Linked DNA regions of Homo sapiens: regions 1, 2 and 3 are each linked to region 4. A link is an interaction called in ENCODE POLR2A ChIA-PET data of the cell type or tissue named here. Cell type or tissue: CD4-positive, alpha-beta T cell. All regions are shown on one strand. Links, peaks and the distances in the headings refer to the core of each region. The heading gives the core; the rest is flanking DNA. Region 1 overlaps SHQ1 (SHQ1, H/ACA ribonucleoprotein assembly factor). Region 2 overlaps SHQ1 (SHQ1, H/ACA ribonucleoprotein assembly factor). Region 3 overlaps SHQ1 (SHQ1, H/ACA ribonucleoprotein assembly factor). Region 4 holds the start of LOC124909396 (a long non-coding RNA gene).

What was found. ChIA-PET counts read pairs that join two places held together with the same protein. Peaks named below come from ENCODE experiments on the same cell type or tissue, not always from the same donor. Only the 100,000 strongest peaks of a DNase experiment are listed, where the experiment ranks them.
Region 1: POLR2A ChIA-PET joins it to region 4 with 6 read pairs; 8 of 35 experiments call an interaction of 5 or more read pairs at or near these places.
Region 2: POLR2A ChIA-PET joins it to region 4 with 9 read pairs; 8 of 35 experiments call an interaction of 5 or more read pairs at or near these places.
Region 3: POLR2A ChIA-PET joins it to region 4 with 5 read pairs; 8 of 35 experiments call an interaction of 5 or more read pairs at or near these places.

What each region holds. Positions count from the first base shown.
Region 1 is chr3:72,796,703-72,804,477 of GRCh38, forward strand. All of the region lies in intron 9 of SHQ1 (SHQ1, H/ACA ribonucleoprotein assembly factor), which reads right to left. Among named protein-coding and RNA genes, the nearest start is that of SHQ1, 48 kb to the right of the region's middle. In CD4-positive, alpha-beta T cell, for the core only: no CTCF peak of the experiment used is centred there; no DNase peak of the experiment used is centred there.
Region 2 is chr3:72,786,435-72,794,209 of GRCh38, forward strand. SHQ1 (SHQ1, H/ACA ribonucleoprotein assembly factor) reads right to left here. Exons shown (of 11, transcript NM_018130.3): 10 at 6,482-6,602. Among named protein-coding and RNA genes, the nearest start is that of SHQ1, 58 kb to the right of the region's middle. In CD4-positive, alpha-beta T cell, for the core only: no CTCF peak of the experiment used is centred there; no DNase peak of the experiment used is centred there.
Region 3 is chr3:72,805,400-72,813,174 of GRCh38, forward strand. SHQ1 (SHQ1, H/ACA ribonucleoprotein assembly factor) reads right to left here. Exons shown (of 11, transcript NM_018130.3): 9 at 7,272-7,395. Among named protein-coding and RNA genes, the nearest start is that of SHQ1, 39 kb to the right of the region's middle. RefSeq lists an enhancer at 5,369-5,871. In CD4-positive, alpha-beta T cell, for the core only: no CTCF peak of the experiment used is centred there; no DNase peak of the experiment used is centred there.
Region 4 is chr3:72,734,938-72,742,712 of GRCh38, forward strand. LOC124909396 (a long non-coding RNA gene) reads left to right here and starts at 3,969. Exons shown (of 2, transcript XR_007095963.1): 1 at 3,969-4,097; 2 at 4,391-5,604. It also overlaps a transcript of SHQ1 not described here. RefSeq lists an enhancer at 4,272-4,780. In CD4-positive, alpha-beta T cell, for the core only: no CTCF peak of the experiment used is centred there; a DNase peak (open chromatin) is centred at 4,014; H3K4me3 peaks cover 1,609 bases; H3K27ac peaks cover 757 bases.

The DNA.
Region 1 (7,775 bases), core at 2,152-7,151, 63 kb after region 4:
CCTGCTACTCGGGAGGCTGAGGCAGGAGAATCGCTTGAACCCAGGAGGTGGACGTTGCAGTGAGCAGAGATCACACCACTGCACTCCAGCCTGAGCAACAGAGTGAGACTCTGTCTCAAAAACAAAAGAAATGTCAAATAACAAAAAATAAGAAATGTCAAAATATTTTTTTAATTTAAAGAGAAGAAATTACATTGTATTTGCATGTTCTGATCCCTATTTTCTTAAAAAAAAAAAAAAAAAAAAAGACTAATACTCATTTAAAAAATGCTGGGCCAGGCACAGTGGCTCATGCTTGTAATCCCAGCACTCTGGGAGGCCGAGGCGGGCAGATCACCTGAAGTCAGGAGTTCAAGACCAGCCTGGCCAACATGGTGAAACCCTGTCTCTACTAAAAATACAAAAATTAGCCGGGCATGATAGCAGGTGCCTGTAGCCCCAGCTACTTGGGAGGCTGAGGCGAGAGAATCACTTAAACCCAGGAGGCGGAGGCTGCAGTGAGCTAAGATCACGCCATTGCACTCAAGCCTGCACGACTTGAGAGCGAGACTCCATCTCAAAAAATAAATAAATAAAATAAAAAATAAAAAAACCTAGACATATATACCCAAATGATATTAACAGTATCTGTCTCTACATCCACTGAGCAAATATGTGAGAGCCCATCATGCACCTGGCATTGTTCTACATGTGGGAGTACAGTTGTTTATTCTTTTCTATACTTTCCTCTATTTTCAAAATTGTCCACAAGAAACATTATTTGTTTAACAAAAATTAAGACATGTTCAACTACACAGCCAAACCCTGAAAAATTGACAAATGAAGGTTACAAATTTGAATTCACATTTTAAATTATATTTTTAAACAACTGAGAAGCAATATTTAGATTAATATTTAAAAATTATATTGCAAGGCAGTTTTGAAAGGGAAAGTTACATGCTCTCTTCACAAGCTGTGTTTTAACTGTAAGCCTTAAACTACTTTCATAGTATGTGATGTGACAAATATGGTAAAGATAACCAGGCTACTTGCAGTTGACAATCTAGAATAAAAAGTACATGAAAACTATTCTCCTCCCAACAATATGCATTGTTACTCTGAGGTCGTACTTGATCTCTTTTGTTCCGACTATGTCACCGTAGATGACTACAGCATCACAGCCAGGAGACTCACCAAGCATGTGGCTGGGCTTTTTTTTTCAGTCTCTTTTGTACTGACTGCTCTTTCTATCAGACCCTCAGCCACTTATCTAGCAGCTATGAGCAAAGGAAAAATCTGGCCCTCTTCCAGGCTGTCACATGGCCGGTGGCCAGAAGCCTATGGGGACTCAAAGTACACGGTTCCTGTGGGGATCTATCCAGTCGTGGGCTCATCATACACGATATGGGCATAAAAAAATGCTAAGGCCTAAGTCCAAGATAATCATTTCTGCTCAAAGGCACTGCAGGAAAGTGACCATTTTTAGGCAGTTCACTGCCTGGTTCAAAGCAGAAAAAAAAAACAGTGCCTTGCACAGTAACCACGGTAACTATTTGCACCACAAAATGGCACTAACAGCTCTCTCCAGGACGTTAAATCCCAAGAGTTAGGGATTCTCTAGGATGGACTTGGCTGAGTAAGCCAACCCTATCCATGGAAGAATGACTCGAAGACCAAGAACTCTTGTTCACTCATGAAAGCAGTTTAACACTGTATCCTGGTATTACAAATGACAAGTGCCATGAATGTTTTACTTCGGGGAAAGACTAATGACAACACAGAGAAACGTAATGACAAGATAAAGAAAATATGGATGACAGTAATAAGTAGGTGGGTAGTAAATAGGATTTAACATATTCCCCAGCTTTCCTTTAAAGGGAAGGTAAACTAAGAACAATGTGATTTCCTGTCTGGACAGAAGTGGCATCTCAGGTTAATACATCTTAATACAAAGACAAGATTGAGCTGTTTTAAATAGAATCCCTTGGCTTCCTGAAATCCTCCTATTAGTAGAGCAGGGTTGGGAATAATCTTTCACTGACAGACCAGCTCATGGCTGGAGGCACTTAAGAAATGGTTTCCATCTCTAGGAGATGATCAGGGTAGTGGATGTTTTTGCTGGCTAAAAGCCAGCATCGGAAAAACAATGTAAGTTGCTAATTCTATACAATAAGAGCTAAATTTCTTTTCAACTGCTGGTACATTACAGCTATGTGGCTGTGGTTTTCTGGGTATCTATTCTGCCCTTTGAAGTTTTGAGTTACCCAAGACAAGAAGCCAATTGCTTCTTGGCCTTCTGGCTAAGATCAAATGTCATATCTGTCCTTATCAAGACAAGAGGCCAAAATAAGTAAAGGGACCAGGCCTGGTGGCTCACACCTATAATCCCAACACTATAGGAGGCGCCAATACAGGAGGATCACTTGAACCTGGGAGTCTGAGACCGGGCAACACAGTGGGACTCCATCTCTACAAAAAAAAAAATAATAATAATTTTAAAACAATAAGTAAAGAAAAAAAGAGTGGTTATTCAAAACACCTGAGGGAAAGCACTGCTTGGTCTTTATTTGTAAAATCATCTGAAAATAACAGCCAACATTACTATCATTTAAAATACAAAACTTAGTATAATAGATACCTGGCTAGAAAATGGCTAGAATTCTGGGATTCTGATGAGACCATATTATCAAAACAGATATGAAGTATTTTAACACTAATTTTCATATGTCATTTGACCATAAAAAGAGAGAAGGAAGAAAAATTCTGTCAAATTAATCTAAATTAAGAGAACCAAAGTGGGGTAATTTGCTTTAATACCAGGCCCTATCGGGAAGTAGAATAAAGTCAAATCCCTAGCAATTAACACAAACACGCACATTAAATTTAGCATTAAGAAGGCTTCTAGGTCTATGTGATTTTTTTATCCTCAAATTTCTCAGATGCCATTTAAGCTTCAATTTTTGACTTATATTAAGAAACACACCCTTGAAGCAATGAATTACTATTTTGAGCACAAACTTATAGTCCTATCCATTTAAAAAGTATTGTTATTAAAATTACATATATTATCTGTATACTCGCAAACAAAATTAACATGAAGCAAACATGTACTTTTTATATGTCCCCTTTGCCTGGAATGTACAACCCTCAATTCAACTCATGTACAACCCTCAATTCAACTCATAATTTACCATCTATCCAAGTCTCAAATCAGGCATTACTTTTTCTGGAAACAGGGTTCTAACTCTTCCCCCAGCTGGTTTAAGGTTCCCTCATATACCTGACATACCCCTCTATTACAGTAGTGCTACCATTTGAATGCACCCCACAAAAAGCATCTGTTGGAAAGTTAATCCCCAATGCAACAGTGTTGGAAGATGGGGCCTAATGAGAGGTATTTAGGTCATGAGGGCTCTACCCTCATGAATGTTAACGACAATTAGGACTTCAAGCTGCCAGTTCAACCTCTTGCCTGCCTTCTCACCATGTGATACCCTCTGCCACGTTCTGATACAGCAAGAAGGCCCTCACCAGCCCCTTGATCTTGGATTTCACAGCCTCCAGAACCATGAGCCAATAATTTATGTTCTTTATAAACTACCCAGTCTGTGGTATTCTGTTACAGCAGCACGAAACAGACGTTAAGTAATTAGGAGCTACCCACTTGCTCTGCACCAGATACTTCATATAATTACATGATTTAACCCTACGAGTTAGGTACTTTCTTCCTTGTTTCATAAATGAGAAAACTGAGGCTCAAGGATATGAAGCAGTTGGCCAAGATCACAGCTAGGAAGCAAGAATCAGAACTGGAAATAAGTTGTCTGACCCTCAACCACTATGCAATAAATCCACTGTCAGTATTTATCACCATGTGTGATGAAGTCCTTGACAGGAAAGGACATGACTTTTCATCTTTCTTCCTTGGCCTAGAACAATGTCCAGCAAATTGTATGATCCTGTTTAATAAACGCTGGTTGTTAATCCAGTCTGGAGTACAAAGAATCTAACTTTAAACACACCTAGTCAAATTGCTCAGTTAGCATGTACTAGTTATAACATCTCTGTGGTCTACAGATTTAAAGTTATTTGCATCATGACAAATGTGGCATATACAATTTGTTTACTCCTTCCCTAATTATATATTTCCCTGACAAGAAAAGAATGTAGCTGTACAAACTTTATTACATCACTGTACCACCATAAGTTCAAATAATAAATTTAACCCAAGGCTGCTTTTTGCCTTTTCTGCTCTAACAATCCCTGCAAGATGTGCCAGTTTGAAAGGACAGCCTTGACATTAACTCTGTCCTCTTTCTTAAGTAACTTGTCAAAACAGTGATTGTTTCAGTTTAGAAATACATGACCAGATGTCATCAAAACTACATAATGGTAACATGACTAATTTCAATTTCTTCAGACAACTAAGAATGAGGCATCCAAGTTCAAGGTAGAACATTAAAAAAAAAAATCTCTGTCTACACAGTAAGGAGAAAAGTAGATTAAGAAGCTGAAGATGCATGGAAAAAAGCTCTTTGAAACAGCTGCAACCTAAACCTGAACTTTTAAAAAACCCATAGGCATAGAAAACTTCAAAATTTTGTGGGTAAAATTTTTATTCAATTTTTCCATCTTAAGAATTACAGTATGTATTTCAATGCCCTTTGTGGTTTTAATTAAAACAATTACACTTCATTTTTTTCCAACAGATACCACTTAATAGAGTTCTAATTCTTTGAAATTAGTTTTATTTCAAAATGAAAAAAACTAAAATTGCATGAGGTTGGAAAGAAGAAATAGGAGTATATAGGAAGAAAGACAACTGGATATCTCAAATGGCTCATAAAAGGAAAAAACAAACCTAAACCTAATCCTACCACTGATGAATTTATTTTGGTGATCTCAAGTACTGATAAGTATGTCAAGGTAAAAAAGGAGAAAAACCAAACCATTTTGAAACCCTCACTGTGTTTCAGTGAATATGTTTGCTTTCTGCTAAATGGTCTGCACACTGGTAGAACTGAGCTATGCTTCTTTATATTTTAATCAATGGATAATAAATATAATTTAGTAAAGCTGATTAGATATTTATCTCTACATATAAGTTTAATTTATATGAAAAGGATGCATGAAAATTTTGACTATGAAATTAAGATCTTAGAACTGTGTTCCCCAATTCTAAAAAGCCAAGGAAAGATCATTAAAAAGCTACACATAAATAATCTTATGCAGTTCTTAGCTAATTTCTCACGAAGTAAAAATGGTAACAATCCCAACAGTTCCACTGTGGACCAGCTGTGCAGCCCAGAGTTTGCTTTGCTTCTGGTACCACTTCTTAACCGTTCGGTACTTAATCTGAATCTGTTTCCACAGGGATAAATTGGAAGAAAAATTCTTAAGAATTGCTATGGAAATTAAATGAGACAACAAACATGTAAGTACTTTACATATGAAAAGGGAAGGAGGACAACGGGTAGTATGGATCAGCCCTGGCACTCCCATTACTGGTCCCTGCCCCACTACCTGTGAAGCACCTGCCCACATATTCCTTCCTCCTCGGTGCCGTGGCTAGCACTCTAGTTCAGACCATACTGTCTGTCCCCAGACTTCCTTGGGTCTAGGCAAGAATAGGTCTCCTCTCTTCTCCATGCCCACTAACCTCACCCTTCTCAATGACTCTATCCTAAGTGCTGCTGCCAGATGAATCTAATTTCATAAGCCTCTCACCGGCTCCAATGCCAAACTCTTCAGTGGTTCCTCCCTGAATAAGACCCAAACTCATCAGCAAGCCATTGCAGGCTCCTTTCAGCCCGGTCCCAGCACACTGTTTCTACCTTTATCCTACCATTCCCCTTCACACCTCTGGCCTCCAGACAGATGGGAATTTGCCCTTTCTTGGACATGGAACTCTTTTATATTCCTTTTTCTGATTTTTTTGCCTTCTACTTTCTCAGGGAATACCGCTCCTCCACATCTTCTTTTCTAAATCCTACACATTCTTTAGTAACTACCATTATATATCACTCATTAGGTCTATGCTGTTTGCTCCTTCCCTATTAATCCCTCCTCCCACTACTAACAAGCACTCTATCAGGGTCAGAGTGAGGTGTGGTACTGGAGGTACTGAAATCCTATCACTCATCTCCTCCACCCTGACCAGGCTCTGGCTGACAAGAGTAACAATACAAAGTAGTCAAAAGAGAGGCAGGGGATCCACTTTTTTAAAAAAGCTTTCTGGTATTAACTACATTAGACAATGCGGGACATCTCTTACCTCCTTTGCCTGCCCCAATCTTAGAACCTGTATCAGGTTGAGACTCAGTCTCAAGCTAGGACTGAAGGAGCAAAGACCTGGTGCAAGCCTTCACTGCAGCTAAAACTGGCAGGTCCAAGAGGGTATGAGAAAGACACGCTGGCACTTAGCTTGCTTTAGAGCAGAGACTGAAAACTGGGGGCCTCCCAGGCTGACCTGGGCTCTCAGACATGCTATGGCTCTTACAGTGTGATTTTACATTACTTTACTTCTTTGTTCATACTTAAGCTTTAAAAAAATTTTAAAGATCATTTTACTTTCTACTTCTTTTTAAAACTGGCAATACTATATATTCACACAGCAACAGTAGGCTACAGTCGAGCCATGTATCTCTTCAGTTCACACAGGCCTCATTAGTCTCTATTTCCTTAAACCCTAGCATCCTTATTCATTTACCTGCTTGGCGAAGTAGGCATCTCAGTTTGCTTCTCCTAATGTACAGAAGCCTACTCTAATGTGAGCCAACTATATCAGCTAAGTCTCACCTTGTGGGAAGGCGAGAGAAAATAGCTGAAATGATCTACTTCAATGCTGGCCACTATTTGGAATGGCAAGCAGCCAAAGACCTCGGCTCCCTACAAAAGGGCTCCCCTCCAACCTCCATGTACATACCTAAGGCAGAGGTGGTAAATTTTCTCTGTAAAGAGATAGAAAGTAAATATTTTGGCTTTGCAGGACAATCTCTGATGCACTTACTCAATTCTGTCATCTTACCGCAAAAGCAGCCATAGACAATATGTAAGTGAATGAGCCTGTGTTTCAATAAAACTTTATTTATGGACTCTAAAATGAGAATTTCAAATAATTTTCCCAAGTAACAAAATATTATTTTTTTTCAACGATTTAAAAATGTAAAAAGCATTGTTAGCTCAAGGGCAATACAAGATGGATTTGGCCTGTGGATGGCCATTAAGGTAATTTCTTTTTTCTTTTCTTGTTAGAGACAAGGTCTTACCCTGTCACCCAAGCTGCAGCGCAGTGGCATGATCATAGCTCACTGTAACCTCGAACTCCTGGGCTCAAGCAATCCTCCTGCCTCGGGATCCCAAGTAGTTAGGACTATAGGCACACACAACTACGCCCTGCTAATTTAAAAAACATTTTTTTTTTCTAGAAACAAGGTCTCACTATGTTGCCCAGGCTGGTCTCAAACTCCTGGCTTCAAGAGATCTTCCCACTTTTACCTCCCAAAGTGCTGAGTTTACAGGCATGAGCCACCATACCTGTCCATTAAGGTATGTTTTTAAGGGAGTCTCCCCTTTGTATCTTATATTATAAACACTTATATTTTGTTTTTGTTTTGAACTTTTAAGTTCAGAGGTATGTGTGTCATGGTGGTTTACTGCACAGATCATCCCATCACCCAGGTATTAAGCCCAGTATCCACTAGCTGTTCTTCCTGATCCTCTCCCTCCTCCGGCACCACCCCCCCACCCCGCCACCCTCCGAAAGGCCCCAATGGGTGTTGTTGCCCGTGTCCATG
Region 2 (7,775 bases), core at 1,896-6,895, 52 kb after region 4:
TTCCTATCCCTTCTGTACTATAACCTATGCATCCTGGGTTTTCAGGCTGTTCAAATGGGCCATATTCTTTTGTCTACTGTCTGAAATACTCTTCATCCCCACTTCCCCACCTGCATCTGACCAATTCTTACAAACCTTTCAGCTCTCAGCTTAAACTCTTCCTCTGGAAGCCTTTTCCTACAGCCCTGTGTCCTCTTAGATGCTTCCACAGCTCCCATACTTGCCCACTGTAGCCGCTATTGGGTATAATACATTACATCTGCATTTCCCACTAGAAGACCAACTTCACAACGACGTGTCTCTCTTGTTCACCACAGTATTCCCAGCACCTATCTCACCACCTGGCACATAATAGAGCTCAATAACTACTGGTTGAAAAAAAATACATGACTCCACTTTTACATGCAATTCTGATGTTGCACCTCTGCATATGAGTCTCTCTCACTACCTCATTTTGGCAGAGGAACCAGGAACAACAGAGAGCCAGAAGGAAGAGATGTATGTTATCTACCCTGTTCTTAGCATAATCCTATCCCCTTCAAAAGCACATGCACATAGAAAGCAACTCAAGAATCTAAAGCAATCATAAGGTCTTAAGCTTTCTAAAATTTTAGAACTTCAGTGCTGAAATGACTTAGGTTTACTTACAACTGAGGAAATTAAGGTTCATGACTTATGAAATGACAGATAACTATCTTGTGATATAGCTGTTTCCCTCTACAAACTTCCCACATTAGTGTCCAAAAGGTCAGAAGATTTCAGCAAAAAAAGTTAATTGCACTATTAGAGTTAATTAACCATTAATCAGTTTAATGCAAAGAGGGTTTAGAATTTCAAAAACACTTTTTTTCTTTTTCCCCAGAACTACCTACTTAAAAAAACTATACTAGAGAGGAAAAGTGTGATTTAACATCTTAATTACAGGTTCACATTTGTACTGATAAGAGTCAGGATTTTAGATTTTAGTTTCATTTAAAAACAATAAAATTTTTCCATGTAGCAAAAACAAAAGAACACCGTTCTTGATCCCTTGTCATTTCAAAATGTGCTATGTATTAAAACCATACAGTTTTAATGTGAAATTTTCTCAGTGAGCATATATGTACTCTTTTTATAATGAGGAATAAATTAGTTACTTAAAAAAAACTCTGTAATGGATATTATGTTATAAAGGGAAATGGTTTATAAGGTATTATCATGAGTATAAAACAGGCTACAGAATGGTATGTGCAGTATTGCTTCCACTGGTTTAAAAATGCATTGGGGCTCTCCCTCTCCCCCTCCCCCTCCCTCTCCCCTCTCCCTTTGCACGGTCTCCCTCTGATGCCGAGCGGAGGCTGGACTGTACTGCCGCCATCTCGACTCACTGCAACCTCCCTGCCTGATTCTCCTGCCTCAGCCTGCCAAGTGCCTGGGATTGCAGGCGTGCGCCGCCACGCCTGACTGGTTTTCATATTTTTTGGTGCAGACGGGGTTTCGCCGTGCTGGCCGGGCTGGTCTCCAGCTCCTGACCGCGAGTGATCTGCCAGCCTCAGCCTCCCGAGGTGCCGGGATTGCAGACGGAGTCTCGCTCACTCAGTGCTCAATGTTGCCCAGGCTGGAGTGCAGTGGCGTGATCTCGGCTCGCTACAACCTCAACCTCCCAGCTGCCTGCCTTGGCCTCCCAAAGTGCCAAGTTTGCAGCCTCTGCCCGGCCGCCACCCCGTCTAGTAAGTGAGGAGCGTCTCTGCCTGGCCGCCCATCGTCTGGGATGTGAGGAGCCCCTCTGCCCGGCCGCCCAGTCTGGGAAGTGAGGAGTGTCTCTGTCTGGCCGCCCATCGTCTGGGATGTGAGGAGCCCCTCTGCCCAGCCGCCCAGTCTGGGAAGTGAGGAGCGCCTCTGCCCGGCTGCGACCCCATCTGGGAACTGAGGAGTGTCTCTGCCCCGCCGCCACCCCATCTGGGAGGTGAGGAGCATCTCTGACCAGCCGCCCCGTCTGAGAAGTGAGGAGCCTCTCTGCCCGGCAGCCGCCCTGTCAGGGAAGTGAGGAGCGTCTCCGCCCGGCAGCCGCCGCGTCCGGGAGGTAGGGGGGGCGCCTCTGCCCTGCCGCCCCGTCGGGGAAGTGAGGACCTCCTCTGCCCAGCCGCCACCCCGTCTGGGAGGTGTACCCAATAGCTCATTGAGAACAGGCCATGATGACGATGGCAGTTTTGTCGAACAGAAAAGGGGGAAATGTGGAGAAAAGAAAGAGAGATCAGATTGTTACTGTGTCTGTGTAGAAAGAAGTAGACATAGGAGACTCCATTTTGTTCTGTACTAAGAAAAATTCTTCTGCCTTGGGATGCTGTTAATCTATAACCTTACCCCCAACCCCGTGCTCTCTGAAACATGTACTGTGTCCACTAAGGGTTAAATGGATTAAGGGCGGTGCAAGATGTGCTTTGTTAAACAGATGCTTGAAGGCAGCATACTCGTTAAGAGTCATCACCACTCCCTAATCTCAAGTACCCAGGGACACAAACACTGCAGAAGGTGGCAGGGCCCTCTGCCTAGGAAAACCAGAGACCTTTGTTCACATGTTTATCTGCTGACCTTCCCTCCACTATTGTCCTATGACCCTGCCAAATCCCCCTCTCCGAGAAACACTCAAGAATGATCAATAAACACTAAAAAAAAAAAAAAAAAGAAAAATAAACTTGTTACATATTTAAAAAATGCATTGGGAAACAAATACAGGAAATATCAAAATACTAATATTGGTTGAATTAGATTAAGTGACAAAGTGACTTGCTAAGGTCATACGGTCAATGAGAAGTAGAGCTGGAATGTATTACAGTTCATTATTTTCTATCCCACCTTATATAAAAAGGTGCCAACTATTTGAATGCAAGGACTTTTTTGCTTATCTGTAGTGATGGATATCATAAAAATTATGCATGGATCTTTTTTTTGGTCCATGCTATCATTAGTGTTAGTGTATTTTATGCGTGGCCCAAGACAATTCTTCCAGTATGGCCCATGGAAGCCAAAGGGTTGGATACCATGGAACTGTTAAATTTCAGAGGGTCAGAACTATCACTGCTACTGATGGCAGCCCACCAGCAAAGAATGGGGCAACTTGTATATGTAGCTGAAATACCAATAAAAATAAGTTAGAATTGATTTATATTTTTAAAGTGCTACATTTAAAACAAAAATGAAAAACGTTCCTTTAATCCGGTCTAATAGGTATCATTCAATTTGAGTAAAACTGATTGTGCTCACAAACTGTGATGGGTCCAGACAGGTGCTTATTCACATAGACCTTAGCATTTTAGAGGGGAAAGAGATACACATCTAGATTCCTACAATATAAGGCAGGCATGAGAGGTGCCCAATGATCTCTCAACCAAGTGCTATGGGAACATCCATGAGAAAGACAGATGTTTCATTCATTCCTTTTCCTATAGGAAAATCTCTCTGAAGAAAGGGCTTTTATCTTTTTTCTTCCACATGGTATGGGTGGAGACAACTGGTTGCATAAGTGGCATATCTTGAAAAATATGAAATCTGGAACCAGAAGACCTGACCTATCTCTTATAAGACATATAACCTCAAACAAATCACTTTCTAAGGCTGCCAACCACAGAACATTTGCTGTAGTGAGCACCACACTCAAAACTTCCAGTGAAGCTTATAGTGAAGGGTGGTAGGGAGCGTTCTTTTCAGAAAAACAATTGGTAAAATCTGTAACTCAGAATGAGAGGCCAGGAGCTTCAGTTTCTCAGCTTTGCAAATATGCATTACAAGACACAGATATCATAGGGAAAAATAACATAGGGAAACCTAGTACGAAAGCAGAAGTAACAATAGATGTTGTTATAACTTCATCGATTCAATGTAAGAATGACTTTGCTACCTACGTTTCAATAGGTTTTTGCCAAAGCATATATCTGACTGTAAAAATGGAATGCTGTTTTTGTGCTAGTCAGAATTTAGCAATTACCTGGTATTTCAAACAAAACCTTACATAGTTTTTATTATTATAATCAAAAACATCAAACTAAACTAAGAAAAATACATGGCTCTTTTCAAACATAAAAATAAGGTGCTAGATTTCACTGATAAACTATATGTAGAAGAAATAAACCAGAAGGTAAAAGTGAGGAAAAAATTCCTTACGAAAATCATGGATCTACACTGCAGTAGAATTATTTAGACCTAAGAAGTTCACAGTAAAGAAAATACTAGAAAGCTCAATCATGTTGTGCTTGTAAAATTAAGAATAAAACTAGAAATTTTTATAAAAATTAGATAAACAAATGTTTTATTTCAAAAGAGAGAAAAAAATAGCTGGGCTACAGTTAAAATTTAACATACAAACTGAAAGCAACACGCCTGTTTAGGGAAAAGAAAGTTATGTTCAAATTGGTAAAGTTGAAAAAACAACTTTTGCAAAGTAATTTGAAGAGTTCCTGCTGGTTTCTCTCTCCTACCTCACTCCCCAATACATTATCCCATTTTTTAAAAGTACTATTAGCACAACAATTACAAAGAACCTAAGAATTTCACTTCATTTCCCACAACATAAAACCAAGAGAAAAAGTTTTTTCAGGGAAGGTCTGATAATCCCTACATCTACTTGGCAGCCTATATCTTTCTTCTTTAATGAAAAATAAACTTCTCTCTAGCTAATAAAGAATATCACAAAGAGAGAAACAGGCACTCACAGAAATGAGATCCTGGTACATACCTCAATATTCATTACATGTTTACAAAATCATCATTCCTAAAAAAAAGAAAAACCAAAACCCACACAAATAGACTATCCCCATTTAATTTTATTATGAAAATGAAAGTAACAACAGGAAATGGCAGCAGGGTATTTGATAAGCTCAATTAGCAGGAGGATCAAATGAAGTGATGACATGCCATTATGACCTCAGGGGTTAAACATTCAATTTTCCATCTGGCGAAATCTAGATTTCCAACACAAATGCTGACACCACCTGCTGTATGTTATTAGGCATTATCTTGAGCAATCCCTAAGCATTTTCTGTACAACAGGTATAGCCTCAAGTTTTTTCATATTTCATTCTGCAATATAATTGCTCCCCCATGAAGAGAAATAAAAAATAAATCCCATATAATGGCTCATTCAAAACAGACATTAAAATCCACACTAAAGCATTTATTTATCAATCATGGCGGTAGCAAAAATATCAAGACTATTTTTCTTCTAAGTCACAATTGACATTGTAGCTATCATTTTCTATAGCACCTAGGAGTCATTCCAATTAAGAGTTCCCTTTATAGGTTTTTTGTTTTGTTTTTTTTTTAATACAGACAGGGTCTCACTATGTTGCCCAGGCTGGTCTTGAACTCCTGAACTCAAGCGATCCTCCTGCCTCAGCCTCCCAAAGTGCTGGGATTACAGGCATGAACCAACATGCCTGGCCCATTTATAGATTCTTAATTAATAGCCTCTTGCTACTGAAATGGAATTTTGTCATGTCTAATAAGAATCAGATCTACAGAACTTCACGAAATAAAAATTCACTGCATTTTAAAATGTAATCGTTAATCTACTATGTTTCTTTGATTGACGCAATGGTAAACACTTTTAAAAATTTTTATATACCAAGTGCTGGAGCTCATTTGTGAGTGTTCAGACCCTTCCATACATGCATTATCAAGAATCATGCTATTAGGCTCTGCAGGTGGTAAGCCAGTGGCTAGCCAATAAATGCAGAGCTCTCATCTGGATTCAACTGATGCAGTTTGCATACTAAAATGTTTGCACACACAAACATGAATGCACATACATCTACACACACTCACACTCTACTGTAAGTGAAATACAGATACAAGTTCAGATACCCAGTCTTGAGATTTCATACTGGACAGTCAATAGCAAGGCAATCAATATCACAACTGTTTTAATACCTGTTTTCCAGGACATACCAATACCAATTTTTTCTAATAAAATTAACTTTTTACCATCTGTGTACCTCCTTCCCTAAGCAAATTCACCAAGCTCCCCATGTTAATCCAGTTGCTTTTTAGTGTTTGGTAGGTCTATGGGTTTCCTTCTCATTAAAACTTATTCCTGGCCAGGCACAGTGGCTCACACCTGTAATCCCAGCACTCTGGGAGGCCGAGGTGGGTGGATCACCTGAGGTCAGGAGTTCAAGACCAGCCTGGTCAATGTGGTGAAACCCCGTCTCTACTAAAAATAAAAAATTAGCTAGGCGTGGTGGCACACGCCTGTAATCCCAGCTACTCGGGAGGCAGAGGCACAAGAATCACTTGAACTTGGGAGACGGAGGTTGCAGTAGCTGAGATCACACCAATGCACTCCAGCCTGGGTGACAAGGGCAAACCTCCATCTCAAAAAAAAAAAAAAAAAAAAAAAAAAACACAACTTACTCCTCAGGTTATTTCGTTTTCTTCCTCCTGGGTAAATAGGTATTTCAGCAATGTGAACATCTAAAAATTCGTAAGTAACTCTATGAAAACTTACTTGACTTTCTGAATCCACACACAGTAGTCTGAGATGTAGAGATCATTCAGTATGTACGCTGGGTCATTTTCCTGAAAAATTTTGTGAATATCCAGGAGACACTTTAAAACTGCACTTTTACCTAAAGAAAATTGAAAAAACATAAAATTATCCTTAAGAAAAAGAAATTCAGACCCTGAGAGGTAATATATCTAAAGCAGCTCAGAATCCTGATCATTTCTTAAGAACATTTTTAAATGCAAAAAAATTTATGAGTCCTATTAGGTCCAAACCCCTTTACTGATTTCCTTAAGAATTACATACAATCTTTGGCCAGGCACAGTGGCTCACACCTGTAATTCCAGCACTTTGGGAGGCCGAGGCGGGCAGATCACGAGGTCAGGAGATCGAGACCATCCTGGCTAACACGGTGAAACCCTGTCTCTACTAAAAATACAAAAAATTAGCCAGGCGTGGTGACAGGCACCTATAGTCCCAGCTACTCGGGAGGCTGAGGCAGGAGAACGGCGTGAACTGGGGAGGTGGAGCTTGCCGTGAGCCAAGATCGCGCCACTGCACTCCAGCCTGGGCGACAGAGAAAGACTCCATCTCGAAAAAAAAAAAAAAAAAAGAATTACATATAATCTTTATATTCTGTTGTTACAGCTGACTAGTTGTGGTTATCATTAAAATGCTATGAAATACAACTAGGTCAATTAAATGAAAGGCAGGAAAGTTTTCTAAACCAAATGAATATCTAAATGCATCATAATTTTTATTAGATAATGTTCTTCCAATTCAAGCTTTCAACATAACATGGAAAACTGTATTCTAAATTTCAAACTTCTTTATTTCTTATGTCAACATTTTCTGTCAAGGAGTTATCTACTAATAACAAATTATTTTACCTTAAAGAATTGAAGAAAACTGAACACTAAAACATCATAGCACTACTTCAGAAATAAGCTGACAAAACTCACATGAACAAAAGCCATCAAGTATTAAAGCCTTGTTCAACCTAACTACTTCCTCCTGGTTTTTAAATGAACCTAGTTTTAACCCAACCAAAGTCTACAAAAGGAGCCTTTTACAACTCAGCAATTCCCTAGGTGTTCCAAACTTCATGATATTTCCTGAAATTTATTAATTATAAGGTGAACTATTAATTCTACATCTAGAGTAGTACCATTTTCTTTGATCTGTGAAATTCAGTATTTTCAGTTTAACAGTTTCATTCTTATCTTTACAGTTCTGAAACGCGGAAATACTGTATACTGAGTTCATGAAGATACTGGATGCACTTTCATTGACATTT
Region 3 (7,775 bases), core at 777-5,776, 70 kb after region 4:
CTTTGTTCCCCCAAAGTTGTCTTAAATACATACAATTTTCTGCTGCTATTTTCTTATAGAAAGTTACTTCCATAAAAATTCAGATCCATAAAAATAATCTCAAAACTGACTTTAAATTTATTTAAAGAGGCACTAATTATAGAAGTTTTTTTTAAGCCATACATTCAAACCATGTAACTAAGTTCTAGGGATTTCTACACTGCTCAGCTCAGAAACTGCTGAAATTAACAAAAATAAATAGTACAGAAAATATAGTGTAGATTTAAATTGTATGTAATATTTAAGAGGTCAGCTGACTTGAAGCCATCACCCATCAGTAAGCATTTCTATATAACTCCAGTTTTCAAAGAATACTAACATTTTAAAATATTTTAAGTGATATTTTTGAAGCCAAATAACCACAAGCTATTCATCATTTGTGGCAATTAAAAGGCAATTTATTATTTGTAAGCCATATGGGAAATGCTTCCCTCTATGGTGTATTTTAAGAGAACCAAGAATGTTTTATACAAATGTAACCCAGAAATTACCATGAGAGCAATCTAAACATTTTCGGTGATTAACAATATTTAGAAGTATTAGGGGGAAAGAGATTCTATGGAGATGACTAGAACTTGATATTCTTTCCTTTAATGTTTACGTTTATATATAATATCCTTCTATACAGAGTTATAAGTATAAACCCGCAAATGCTCTGAGGTTAAATAATACATATGAATGGGAAGAATGTACTAATTTAGGAGACTGGGAACATAGACTTGTACTCCAAGGAAGAGACAAGAGTAAAAAGAATTCACTTTGCCTCATGGAAGGAGAATCCGGAGTTCTCCCTTTCAAACATTCAGCAGCAGTTCATGATTTCCAGGAGTTAACTCCTGCTGTACTCTGAAGTTCTCTCCTTTCTTCGATAAGTTGGTATGTAAAATGGTCAGCAAAAACAGGTACAAATGCTACTTCAGTATCTGACTTTAATTCCATGCTAGTTTCTGAGAGCACTATGATTGTTCTATTCTTAGAAACATTAACTGGTATGGGGAATTAAGCCAGAAAAAAAAAGTTCAAGAACAATTTAGAATAGGAGGAAGAAAACACAAGGAATTACAATCTCCCGGGTGAGGAGCAGGGAATTAAGCAATAATATTTAAAAAGTAGAGACATAAATTCCAGTGACCAGTTAACTCAGATAGGAAAGAAACTATCAACTAGTTTTAGAGGCTGTAGAGCAAATCTCAGCATCAGATAGCATATCGATTTTCCATCATCTAATTCCAACAAACACATTTTCATAGCAGAAACTACACTATCCCATGAACCTCCTCACATGGTTTACTCACAATGTTTACAACATTCCCTCCATCCTTCAAGTCCCAATTCAAATCTCACAGCCTCTATGAAAATTTCCCTGACCCCTAGTGAAATGTGTCGTCTCTCTCTTTTTTGAACTACTTAATCCACATTTCTTGTAAGGCACTTACCACGGCTGACTATATATTTTATGTTACTGATGGACATCTTAGCTCCCTAGGTAGTGAACACGCTCCCCGGCTAGTGAACACGTCCCCAAATACAGCCCACACATCTAAATTATTTTTCTAGTGCTCTTTATATTTACAGGGTGCTTTGTATGGACTGGCTCCTGAGTAGGCATACATTCAAAATATGTGTTGAACAAATCAATGAATAAATGAACTCATCAAGCAATTAACAAGTACTTGAGGGTGTTAGGAAACTAGTAGGAGCTGAGAATTAGAGGTCAAATAAGGCAGAGGCTCCCACAGTAGGAAGTTACATGTCTTCAGTGACTTAAATGTAGGTCAGTTTCCCTGGCTTATATTTTCACTCTCCATATTTCTCTTTTGAGCTACTTATTACAAATGCAATTTTTCAAAAACCCTGGTAGTTGTGTAATTCTGTGCCCTGTGCCCCCATTAGAACTATTATATCTTCAGGATCCAGCTCAGCAGCCTCACATGGCAGGTTCTCAACAAATACTTGTTGAATAAATCTCAAAATAGTTTCATACAATGTATTTAAAGAGTAAAAATTAAAAGGCCTAACAATTCTTTAAAATGTCCAGAACTGGGAACTTACAGAAGTTAAATATAGATAAATGTCAACACTGGAAAATGGCAGTGATTTCATCTTTTAGTTTTCGAGTTTGCAATATCTCCTCTACAATTCAATTTTTTTAAAAGTCATTTGCTAAACTGACTCTGGAATAAATAAAATGTAAATATTAAAAAGAAATTCACCTTTAAAGTCTCCTCCAAACTTGGAGCTCATACAATACACTTGCCAAACCTCAATGTTTTAAACATCCATTATTCTTTTAAAAAATTGATCAGTCACAAGCCCTGTGCTTGGTACCATAGCTCTTCTTTCCTTTCTCATTGATTGTGTTATTTTATCTATGGAAGAGGTTAGTAAAGCAGTAATTTCTGAAAATTTGTTTATTGAGCCCAATTAATAATTGATAAGTAAGGGCTATTAATTACCTGAAGTAATACCTGGTTTTAATTGGGGACAACAACTAAACTCCTGAAGGCTGTTTCTTGGGTTACTACCTGCTAGGTAGCTACTATTCATCAGACTTCACATGTTATTAGAAAGTAGGTTTCTATTAACCTTAAAAACAAAACAGCAAATAGAAAGAACAATTGTATACGTTTTTCTTAGCCAAAAAAATTTAGAAAACTGTCCAAATATTAATAGAAATCATGTTTTCCACAAAATGGTGGATAAATTCAAATTTGAAACTTGGTAGTATGGTGGTTAAGAGTCCAGACTTAAGGAAAAAAAAAGACTTTGTCTAAAGGAAAATCACAACATGTACAAAAATAGGGAAGACAGTATCATGAATCCCACATACTCATCACCCAGGCAGCAATCAACTTGTAGCCAACCTTGTTTCAGCTACACCCCACCCACTTTCCCACAACCCACTCTGGACTATTTTGAAGCAAATTCCAGGCTTCATATAATTTCATTTATAACTATTTCAATATATGTAAGTGCACAGACTCTAAGTTACACAGATCTGGAGTCAAATCTAGGCTCTCCCACCTACTAGCTGTAAGACCCTGGGCCACTGACTTCACTTCTTTGAGCCTGTCTTCTATTTGCAAAATGGGGATAGTAATGCCTGCTTCACAGGACTGCAATATGAGCAAAATGAGATATGGTATCTAAAGAACTGAACCTAGCGCTGGCACACAGAAGGTAGCTAACACACGCAGCTGTGGTTATTATTAACAAACTAGCCAAACCAGAGCTACCTCTATTTAAATTATGGGGTGTCCGAACAAACGAGCCTCTTCAGTGGCAATAATGGCATCCCTGTGCCATCCACCTGTATGTATTATTAACACATCAGGACAGAACTCTGACTCTTTTCTAATGAGGCTCACAAAGAAAATAACTGGTATCAAGTATCCCTTTATTTTAAAGAGATGCTAACCTCTCTATGCTGAACTTGTAGAGAGAGAAACTAAAAATGATTTGTAATTCATTCACTGAATATTCACCTTCAGGAGCTTAAGAGTAAAGAGGTCCAGAAAAAATGTCCATGGATAAAGGTGGTGTGGGTGCAGGAAGGAGGTGCTTTTCTGTTACCTTAAACCAAGAGAAAGGGGGTTTTAAGAGGCCCTAAGAGAGTACAACCTGCTTACCCTGGAAATTTTAACCGTAGATACCAACTGGAGAGTACAAAGATTGGTGTCTGGCTTCCATTAAGAAGCAGGACAGAGCAACATGGGGTGGCCAAGTGGAGGTAAGTGGTATGTCCTGCCAAAGTGAAAGGGGTCCTCCTCCCTGCCGCTGGTCACCCACCCTCAGGCAGGTCCCAGCTGGGGAAGGGAAGAATTTCTTTTGTAATGAAGTTCAAAGTGGACATTTTAAGCACTGAAATTAGACTCCTCTTGTGACTAGAAGTGGTAAAAGAACTTTTTTAAAATCTAAAGTGATAGAAAAAGTTATAGGATATATATTATAGGAGACAAATATATGATATGATATATATAGGATATATATTCCATCCAAGAAGAAGGAAAAAAAAAGAACCCACAGAATGAGCTCAAAGGCGGAAGTGAAAGCAAAAATTAAGTTGATGTTTCTCTTCCATCCCATCCCATCCTACCCTTCTAATGGAAGTAAAGTAAGGAATACCTTCTATACATTAATAAGATGTAGACAATACACTCACTAAATTACATAAATAACGTATGATCAAGTATTAAACTATGACTTGTCACTTCTAAAATGAATAACTCTTCTGAGTGGGCCAGGTGCGGTGGCTCACACCTGTAATCCCAGCACTTTGGGAAGCCAAGGCAGGCAGATCACTTGAGGCCAGGAGTTCCAGACCAGCCTGGTCAACACGGCAAAACCCCGCCTCTCCTAAACATACAAATATTAGCCAGGCGTGGTGGTGCATGTCTGTAATCCCAGCTACTTGGGAGGCTGGGGCATGAGAATTTCTTGAACCCAGGAAGCGGAGGTTGCAGTGAGTCAAGATCGCGCCACTGTACTCCAGCCTTGGGCAACAGAGCAAAATTCTGTCCAAAGGAAAAAAAAAAAAAAAGAATAACTCTTCTGAAGATACATTAGAAAATCTGCTTTTTCTCTTTTACTTTTATTTTTAATTGACTAACAGCAACTAAGTGATGCTCCCATGAAAAACTTTACCCATTCTTCCAAAAAGAATGGAACAGAGGCAATAAAAGTTGAAGAGACAGAGACAGGGGAAAAAAAAGGAGTCATGTGCCCCAAGATGACTGATCCAAGGAGAGCAAGGTCCTTTGTTAAGCACTAAAACAGTACTTAAGGGGCAAAGCAGGATTTCCTGCCCTTAAAGAGTTTGGATTAAACAGAACAGCAACCTCCAGAGATAAACATACAGTCTTCTGGAGGAGGGGAGGGAATGAGAAGAAATGCAAACCTGAAAAGAGCCAAAGGCCTAGTAAAGAATCCTTGTAAAGGCTACTGTGAAGTCACATGAGGCAAATTCCTGGCTCTTTGAAAACTCAGATCTTAGTCAATCAGTTATAATGAAATATTCTGTAGTTTCTGAAGCATTCCTACATTGGTTTTGAAAGCTCATTCCATTTAAGATCAATCCTTCTTTGGAGCCAGGGTTATTCATTACTTTCAACTATGGAACACTATACTGACCTTTATAATAAAAAGTGTGAACACTGACTGCATTTTGAATTATAAGTAGGCATGAATTCATTCTTGGAAAACACTAAATGCCAAACCAGAGCTACCTTTATTTAAATTATGGGGTGTTCAAACAAATGAGCCTCTTCAGCGGCAATAATGGCATCCCCGTGCCATCCACCTGTACAAAGACAGGTGACGATTCTCATCCAGAACATGTCATCTCTACAGCTTCTGGCACAAATTCTAGACAACCCAGCCCTCAGTTTTAGCACTAACTAGCCACAACCCAAATTAGTCACAGAACACACTGTACATGGTACATAGAGGGTTCAGGTTCATTTTTAGCAGAGGCCTCCAGTGTGTTACTTCAAGTTTTATGTTACTATCATAACACAGCTGATAAAACTATTTCTTGTCAGAGTGATAATGAATAAAAATTAAGTCTCAATTTCAATTCTGACCTACTAAAACTGGGTAATTGATTCCTGTGTAAGTCAAGGCAATCGAATTTATTTTTGGTTATGCAATCATAGTACTGATTACTTTTCCAATGAAAGTCAAAAGAACTAGATTACTTCCCAGAATAAAAAGTAACAAGCAATAGTCTGTATATGTGAGTGAGAGTGAGAGTGTGTGAGTGTGTGTGCAAACAGGCATGTGGAGGTTTTGCCAATTCTCCATCTGGAAGCCATGATATAACAGGATAATCGCAAACTGCATTCTCACTGGTTTAAGTCCATGAATAATGCCCAGATAATCTAGCATGACTTAAAAAAGAAATGAATTGTGACGTGTAACTGAGGCTCACACAGTCATTTATAGTAGATTGATTTTCCAAGGTACTTTTAGCAATTCAAAAAATATCTTAGATGGAAGGCAAGAAGAAATAACACATGAAAAAACAAAGCAGTTTGTTTCCCACTGTTAAGTTAAAGAAGATAGATTTCTCAATGATAGCTCTTTCATCCTATAATCAACAATCCTTCAAAATAAAATACAGCTAGTCTAAACCAACTGGATGAATAAAAAGGCATCTTTCATCTAACCATGATTCATTTTTACAATTACTGTCTACTTTAAAATAATCTATTTCAAACATGATTTTCTTCCCCCATCCCCACCACCAGGGCAAGAAGACTACAGGTTACACAGAAAGCGAAGTACACTTCCAGGTGAGACAAAACATTTGAGATGTGATTCTCTTCTTTAGGCCAGTGAAGTCACCTGGAGGTAGAAGGAAGAACTTCCTTTCTTTCCCCTTCTTATTCTGAAGTCTGAAAACCAAGCTCCCAGAAACACTTTTATCTAAGGGCAAAGGAATGATGAGTCTCCCCAGGGGGAGAATATAAGAAATGACCATAAAGTACTAAAAGTGACTTTTAAATAAATGTGCCAGAACTAATACATACAAATGGATGTTGCCCCCTTCAAAGTCATTATCTTGGAAATTATATACTTATTCTAATGATGATACTATGGGCACTTTGGAATTTGTTTCAGAGCCCAGAATTTTCCACATCCTTAAAGCTAACGAGTGTTTGTCTTTTCAGGTTGAATTTAGCAAGTCAAAAGTGCTCAGAGTAGCTGAGCTTTTTGTTGGAAAATCTTTCTTGACATGCCGAATCTAGGTTACATGTCCCCTCCTAAACGATCCCTGGACTTCTCCCAGCAGAGTACTTTTCACTCTCTTTGGAATTGCTAACTTACCCATCATCTGTCTGACAAAACTGTAAACTTCAACAGAGCAGGGAACTTTTCTGCCTTCTTTATTATTAGACCCACAGTCCCACCATAGAGCCTAGAAGATTATAGGCAGCCAAGAAATACTGAATGATGCAGCTATTATAATGTAAAACGGTTTGCAATACTATGTGTGCCTTCTCTGTTTACCTTCCTTACTCCTCTCGGAAAAGAGTCTTTATTATGCCTCTATGCAATTACTTATCTACATATGTCTTATACACAGGAATTCTATACTTTAAAAGTGGTTGGATTCATTTTTCATTACTTATTTATATACAGTAAAAAAGCAAAAATCATTATTATATCTTCACAGACTAAAAACTTACAACTTTTTCCCTCCCAAATTTGCAAGTACAGTAATATCTTACCCAGTTGCAATATCTTTATAGTGTCCCTGTAGGCCTTCATCACCAGCTTGAAATGGCGATAGAGTGGGTAACACAACACCCTTCTTCCAAAAGACACCATGATATCATGAACGTTAGTCCAAGTCTGTGAAGTGTCATTTTAATAAGCAGTCATTTCCACAAAATGTTACACAAACAAAAGTACACAATGAAATAGGAAGCTTTTCTCATTTAAAAGCTGCAAGTTCGGATCATTGTGAAGCCAAGTAGAAGAGAAACATAAAACCATGAAATAAGATTCTTTTTGTATACTTTACAATAAAACAGAATCTTAGTTTTTGTAATTTCTCACACTATCAATACATCACAAATGTCACAAGAAAGCTTTTAAATAAAGTCCTAAAGATTACAAATAAGAATCTAAAACACATGGCATTAACAAAATACAGATGCACATAAAGGACATTTTAATATAATTTACATTTCATGTTTTTGTCAGCTAAGGCTATTCAAGATGGCACAGAT
Region 4 (7,775 bases), core at 1,343-6,342:
AGCTGCCCAGTATGGCTGTGGAATGGGAGTGCCAGGCGTGGATTTCTCAGTGGGGTTCCTGCCAAGGAATTCAGTATGTGTTCCAGACTGCTTGTTTAAGTGTTGGTGTTCTAGAACTGTGGTTGTTTTAAGCTTGGGCAATATTTCAATACTACGGTGCTTTGTTTTTCTTATACACTAAAAGTGCCAGCAAGTGATAAGCTGCTCTCCTTTAGAGCCTTTCATAATCCTTTTTTCACCTTTTGCCTATGGATCAGCTTTTGCTGCCTAACATATCACCCCAAAACTTAGTGCTTTAAAACACCTACCATTTGTTTATCTCATAATTCTGTGGGCTGGGCTCAGTGGGGGCGGTTCTTCCGCTGGCCTCTGCTGTGATCATTCATGTGCCTACAGTTGGCTTCCAGCCATCCTAGCTCGAGGCTTGTTGGTCAAGAGGATGGGAAGGCTCATCTTGGCTCTATATGTCTATCATCATGTAGTGGCCCAGACTGGGACTGTTATATGGGCTTGGAGGAGCTCCAAGGGCTACTAAAGACAATACAAGTCCCACTGTGTCTACATAATGTTTGCAAACATGCTATTGGCCAAAGCAAGTCACTTGGAGTCCAGAGTCAGAGTGAGAGGGCACTGAAAGTTACATGGCAGGGGTTGTGGGTACCAAGGGGAGAAATCCAAGGTTCCAAAGTACCTGGTAAAGCCCATATATTGCTCAGAATGTGTTTGGATACAAGTAACTGAACTCTGCCCAATTCAGCTAAAGAGAGAGAGAGAGGAAGGAAGGAAGGAAGGAAGGAAGGAAGGAAGGAAGGAAGGCAGGCAGGCAGGCAGGCAGGCAGGCAGGCAGGCAGGCAGGCAGGCATTTTACTGGCTTGCATGACTGAAGGTCCAGGGTGGAAGGAGCTTTAGGGGTGGCTGGGTGCTGAGTCTCAAACAATGTCAAATGTGTCAATCTCTCTCTCTCTCTCTCTTCCTCCCTTCTTCCTTCCATGTCTGCTTTCTGGTATATGCAATTTCTTTTCCAGAAAGGTTTTCCTCACATAGATACAAAGATAATCATCCTCTGAATAATGGCTTCCTTCCAGCTTACCAACTCAGAAAAAGTATCATTTCTAGTAGCTCTGGCCAAAGCCCCAAGAGGACTTTGATTGACTAGGCTTGAGACACCTGCTTATTGCTGAACCAATCACTGTGGCCAGAAGAACAGGGTACTCTGATTGGCCAGACCTGAGCCATGGGACCACCCCTGTGGTGGGATTCGGGGTAGTATCAGCCTCATTCCTCTTGTCCCAGCTTTCTGCACAGCCTCCCCCAGGAGGGCATGGAAACCCCAGAAGCCATGGGCCAGGCATCCAAAATGCTACTGGATAGGTATTCACAAACCCCTTCTCTTAAACCAGGGATTGGCAACCTTTTTCTGTAAAGGTCCAGATGGTACAATATTCTAAGTTTTATGGACCAAGGGGCAGAATCAAGGCTATTAGGTAAGTACCTACATAACAAAAGAGAAAAGACATCTCCATAAATTCTTTTCAATCATTAAAAATTTTTTTAAAAAAATCCTCAGTTTGGGCTGGGCACGGTGGCACATGCCTGTAATCCTAGCACTTTGGGAGGCCGAGACAGATGGATCACTTGAGGTCAGGAGTTTGAAACCAGCCTGGCCAACATGGTGAAACCCCATCTATACTAAAATTACAAGAAAACTAGGCAGGAATGGTGGCAGGCACCTGTAATCCCAGCTACTTGGGAGGCTGAGGCAAGAGAATTGCTTGAACCCAGGAGGCAGAAGTTGTAGTGAGCCGAGATTGTGCCACTGCACTCCAGCCTGGGTGACAGAGTGAGACTCCGTTTCAAAAAAAAAAAAAAAAAGAAATTAAAAGATCCTCAGTTTGCAGGCTATACAAAAACAGGCAGTGGGATGGATATGGCCTCAGTGCCCTGGTTTGCTGACTCCTGCACTAATCTCTTTCCACTTTCCGAAGTGCAAAAAGCCACAGGGAAAGCAGAGTTTATACTGGGAAGGAAATCTAAGGGTACTGTAGGGTTAGGCCGGGGGTGGTGGCTCATGCCTGTAATCCTAGCACTTTGGGAGGCTGAGGTGGGTGGATTGCCTAAGCTCAGGAGTTCGAGACCAGCTGGCCTAACATAATGAAACCCCATCTCTACTAAAAATAAAAAAATAAAAATATTAGCCGGGTGTGCTGGGGTGCATCTGTAGTCCTAGCTACTCAGGAGACTGAGGCATGAGAATTGCTTGAACCCAGGAGGTAGAGGTTGCAGTGAGCTGAGATCGTGCCACTGTACTCCAGCCTGGGCGACAAAGCAAGATTCTGTCTCCCAAAAAAGAAAAAATAATAATTAATTAATTAAAAAGGTACTGTAGGGTTAAAACCACAGCCACGGAAGGGGAGAAGGAGAGGAGAGGCAGGAACCCTCTGAAGGCAGAGTCTGAAGGAGAACTGGGGAAATTTGGAAGGGGAAAGATGCATCTTTGGGGGCAGTGGCTAGGATAAGAGAGTAAGAGAATGAAAGAAAGAAAAAGAAGATTTTTACAATGCAGCTGTCCCTCAATATCTGCAAGCGATTGGTTCCAGGACCCCCAGGATACCAAAATTTGCCAATGCTCAAGTCCCTGATAAAAATTGGCATAGAAGTTGCATATAACCTATGTGCATCCTCCTATATACTTCCAGTCATCGCTAGATTACTTATAATACCTAATACAATGTAAGTGCTATGGAAATAGTTGTTACACGGTACTGTTTAGGGAATAATGACACGAAAAAAAGTCTGTGAATGTTCAGTATGGAATTATCCTTTTTATTTTTTCTGAGTGGTTTTCCACCCACAGCTGGCTGAATCCAGGAACGTGGAACCCATGGATATGGAGGGCCAGCTGTATTGGCTGTGCCTTACAAATGAAGTGCACCAGAGGCTACAATAAATATTCAATTGCTTTTCAATTACTATGGATAGTGAATTGAGTTCTCCCTTTTTCTTAATGTGACACAATGCTGATCTGGGCCCACAAGTGGATGTGTCTTTCCGTGGGTTGCCCCCCAATTCCCCAGCTCTGCTAACCCTCCCGTGTTCAGCCACCCTGAGCAATCTTGTTCCCTCACCCACCACATCTCTCCACCTGAGACATGAACACCCCACCCTAACGTCCCTCTGCTCATCCAACTCCTGTTCATCCTTTCTTTGGGAGATCTTCCATGGCTCCCTGGGTGACCCCTACTCACTGAGTCCTTAGTTCCCACTGCACCCTGTGCCCAACCTGGGAAAAGCCTGAGCTCTCTCGGGTTCCTCGCTTTAAAATGGGATCACTTGCCTGCCCCTGCTGAAAACGAGGCAAGGTAGAAGAAAGCCCTTTGCAATCTGTAAAGGGCTAGCTAGGCACCTGAGGGCTGTTATTGGCATTTGGTTCCAGGAAGGCCCTGTTTTTGATCGTCTTCTCTGTTCCATCCTCTCCAGGTGAAGCTTCAATGTGCCCCGAGAGCCAGGTATCCGCAGAAACAGAAATACTGTGTTATTGGCAGGAATTAGATAAGCTTGTGAATTTAGGGATCTGCTTCGCGCCAATTTCATCAGCTTGGGGATGGGGGTGGGATGGGAGTGGGCAATCTGACTCTTCTAGGACAGCCTCCTCGTATTCCAGGTTATTGTTTCCCCATCCCAGGAAATCCTGCGGGTGCCTTCCCCCAACGAAAGCCACTGATGTCGCCCCTCTCCTCCCAGCAGCTTCCAGACCGCGACCTTCTGTAGCTCTGCTCAGAACTTCACCTGGAACAGCTTCTTACAATTCTTAAACAGCCCCTCAGTCGACTGTGATTAAGCATACACTCCAGCCTCAGCAAGCTTGGCGTCTGCCCCTGCCGCTGGGAGACCCTCCTCCAGGCACCTGCCCTGGGCCCCGCCCCGCCCGGTCCGCGCGCACGCGCAGTGGCCCCACCCCGCCCCGCCCCGCGACGCCCGAGGACCCGACGGAGCTACACCCGCTAGTTCAGCCAGGAGGCCCTGCGCGGCTCCGGGGAGAGCTGGGTGGTTATGCCACCTCATTAGACACATTGGTGGACGATGCCGCGGATTAGCGGGTTGGCTCTCAGGGCGGGGCGCAGGCTTTCTCACTGATCCGGGAGCGTGGGAGCAGGGGCAACGCGGGGCCATCCGGGAGCTGCCCGCCTGCTTCGCAGTTGGCTTTCCGGGCCCTCGAGCAACGTCTGACTTTGCCCTTTGTTTTTAAACACCATGCAGGATGGTTTGTGTACAAACGAAGCCGTGTCACTTCTCAAGTGTCGGTGCTCAACGTGGCAACGCCCCTCCCGCCCCCAGTACAGAGATCCTGCCCATCCACCGACAATCCCCCTCCTCATCTTCCTTCCCCCAGGTGCGAGTGATTCAAGGAAATCCGACTGGAGGGAACACACGCTGCGATGCACCCTCTCCTCTTCCATTGAGCCAGGGGTGACCTTGAGAGACTCAGGCCACCTCACCAGGCTCTACCAGGAACAGCGTCTACAGCTGGTAGAGAGCACGGGCTGCAGAGAGGTAAAGATGGGGTTCGGAAGCCAAGGCTCCCCTTGTTGCATGGGTGACATCAGGCAAGCTACTCAACCTCTAACCCTGGCTTCCCCTTCTGTATACTGGAGACAGTATCGGCCCCACAGGCACTTGTGGAGCAAGTGGGTTTGAGCTGAGCTCCTCTGAAAATCAGAGGCACACTCAGAGAGTAGCTCAGAAAACCAGGATGTGTCAGTTTCATTTGCTGGGAAGCAGAAGCCAAGATAGAATTAGAAGTGCAATGTCTGTGAAGGAAGAATAAAGGGAAAAGGAAACAGGAGTGGGGCAGGGGGCAGACCAAAAGGAAGACAGACAAGTGTGAGAAGGAGCCCCACAGTGCAGTGTAAGCTTAAGAAGGTGTGGAGAGGATGGGAGTCACTCACTGGGCAGGAATGGCCCAGCTCCAGCACCTTGCTATGACCAGCCAGCTGCTGGGAACAGGCCAGGAAGAGTGTGGCCTTAGCGCAAACACTGGGGTGGATCTCGAGATGAAGGTGTGGCCGCTGGAAGCTGTCACTTCACCACTCCTCTTCTGAAGAGAGAGCTGAGCCCTGCACATGGGAGCATTGGTGAAAAGGGTGGTAGACGTTTATCAGTAACCTTACTGGTTTTGTGCTCCATCCTCCATCTCCCAAAGTCCCCCTGACCTTGCCTTCAGCTCCAGGAATGGCCACATGACTCAGACAAAGCCAACCAGCCATCCCATTTCAGTGGCCAGTGATGAATGATTCAGTGTTTACCCAAACGCATCCAATCAGGGTGAATCTGAGGACATTTGCTGGGGAGGCTGGGACACAGATAATCTCTTTTCTGACAGATGGTAACAAGAAAGTAGGTAGCTGCAGGGGCTGCTGGCAGCCATCTTGAGACATGAAAGGTGTCCAAATTGGGATGAATTCAGCACTGAAGATGGTGGTACAGAGAAACAGGAGATAGGGCCTTTGATCACATTGTTGGATGGCTGGTTAAGCCTCTCCTGAAATCCATTCTACTGCTGGACTTTACAGTTCATAAACTAATAAATCCTCTTTACTGTTTGAAGCAGTTGTGTCAGGTGTCCTGTTACGTATAAGAAAGGCCTCTGATTTGATCAGCAATAGGGAACTGGATGTCCTCTGAGCTCCAAAAGTCAGCACAGGCCTAATGCTCAGGCGTTATGGAGCCTCGGACTGATGAAAGGGTGGTATGGGCATCCATGACTGCTTTTGGGACCTCAGGGGAGCAGTGTGTGAATGTTCATTTCAGAGTAATGACAGCAACTCCACGTGTCTGCATCCTTTTACGCCCAGCCACTCCCTTTCCTATGACCAGCTGCTGTCTTCACCCTCTCGCCTGTATCTTTTCTCCATTACATAGATCCTCCTAACTCACACTTCCTCCTTCCTGAGTCGAGTTTGCAAGACTGATTCCAGATTCACCTTGTGATTATCCTAACGCATCTCTTACCTTCAATAACTTCCAAGGGCCTTATCCTCTCTTCATTTCCCAATTCAAATTTCCGGGAGCAGGACTTGGATTATCCCAGCTCTTGCCTATTTAGACAACCTCAGAGATTCTATTTCCACTGTATGTGGAGGGGACTGAGTATTGGTACTTTTGAAAAGTTTCTTGGATGGTTCAAGTGTGCAGCCAGAGTCAAGAACCCCTGGATTAGTAGAGCTTTCCAGGCCAGCTGACCCCACAGTCGGCCCTTGGGTCAAGTTCAAGCTCAATCCAGTCAGCTAAGAGCAGAGCCACAGGGTCTCACTATGCCCAAAGTCCCTTCCATTGGCAGAATCTGTGGCTACAGAAGGAGTGAGAGGAGGCCAGGCACAGTGGCTCATGCCTGTAATCCTAGCATCTTGGGAGGCCAAGGCAGGTGGATCACCTGAGGTCAGGAGTTCGAGACTAGCCTGGCCAACAAGGCAAAACCCCATCTCGACTAAAAATACAAAAATTAGCCAGATGTGGTGGCAGACGCCTGTAATCCCAGCTACTCAGGAGGCTGAGGCAGTAGAATTGCTTGAACCCAGGAGGCGGAGGTTGCAGTGAGCTGAGATCGTGCCACTGCATTCTAGCCTGGCAACAGAGTGAGACTCTGTCTCAAATAAAAAAAAAAAGAAGGAGTGAGAGGAGATAGGCCCCTGCTTGACATGCTGAGGACAAACAAGCCTAGCACAGCGCTTGGCTTCATGCAGTCGCTCAACAAATGACAGATGTTATTACATTCCTGTCTCTTCTGTAATTCAAGGGGATGCAGTTGGCCCTCCGTATCCTGGGGTTTCACATCCATGACTTCAACCAACCACAGACTGAAAATATTCAGATAAATAATAAAATACAATAAAAAATGCATATTTTAAAAATAATATAGTATACTAACAATTTCCAAAGCATTTACATTGTATTAGGTATTATAAGTAATCTAGAGATGATTTAAAGCATACAAGAGAATGGAGGTAGGTTATACACAACTATTATGCCATTTTATATAAGGGACTTGCACATCGCTGGATTTTGGTATCTGAGGAAGTCCTGGAACCAATCTCCCACAGATACCGAGGGACGACTGTATTGTCTTTAAAATAAACTATGCATCTGGGTGTGGTGGCATGCATCTGTAGTCCCAGCTACTCGGGAGACTGAGGTGGGAAGATCCCTTGAGTTCTGATCACATTACTGCACTCCAGCCTGGGCAACAGAGTGAGACCCTATCTCTTAAAAAAAAAAAAAAACGTAAAAAATAATAACGTAAAACGAAATAAACTATGCTGCTATAACACAACAGAGGAAGAGCTGCTGAGGAAGCACCTAGAGGATCTAGGCATCCATGCTTAGCAAATTTACTACAAAAACAGGAAAATCCTCGCTAATCAGATTTACATTTGAGAGCAATTGCTGCCAGTGCAATAGGAATAAATGCAGTTATGAGTGTTATATTTCAGGAGGTTATTTGATGACATGGGAAACAGGACCTCATGTTAAGAGAAAGAAGGATATAAATTTATGTAGTATATGATTCAAATTTTGTTTAAAAACTACATGTGTTTACTCATGTTTCTACAAAGAAAAATAGAGAAACTGAAAAGGTATCTGTGGTTTCTCAGGAGAAAGAGTTGTTCTTTTTTTTTCTTTTTTTCTTTTTTTTTTTTTTTGAGATGGAGTCTCACTCTGTTGTCCAGGCTGGAGTGCAGTGGCATAATCTCGGCTCACTGCAACCTCTGCCTCCCAAC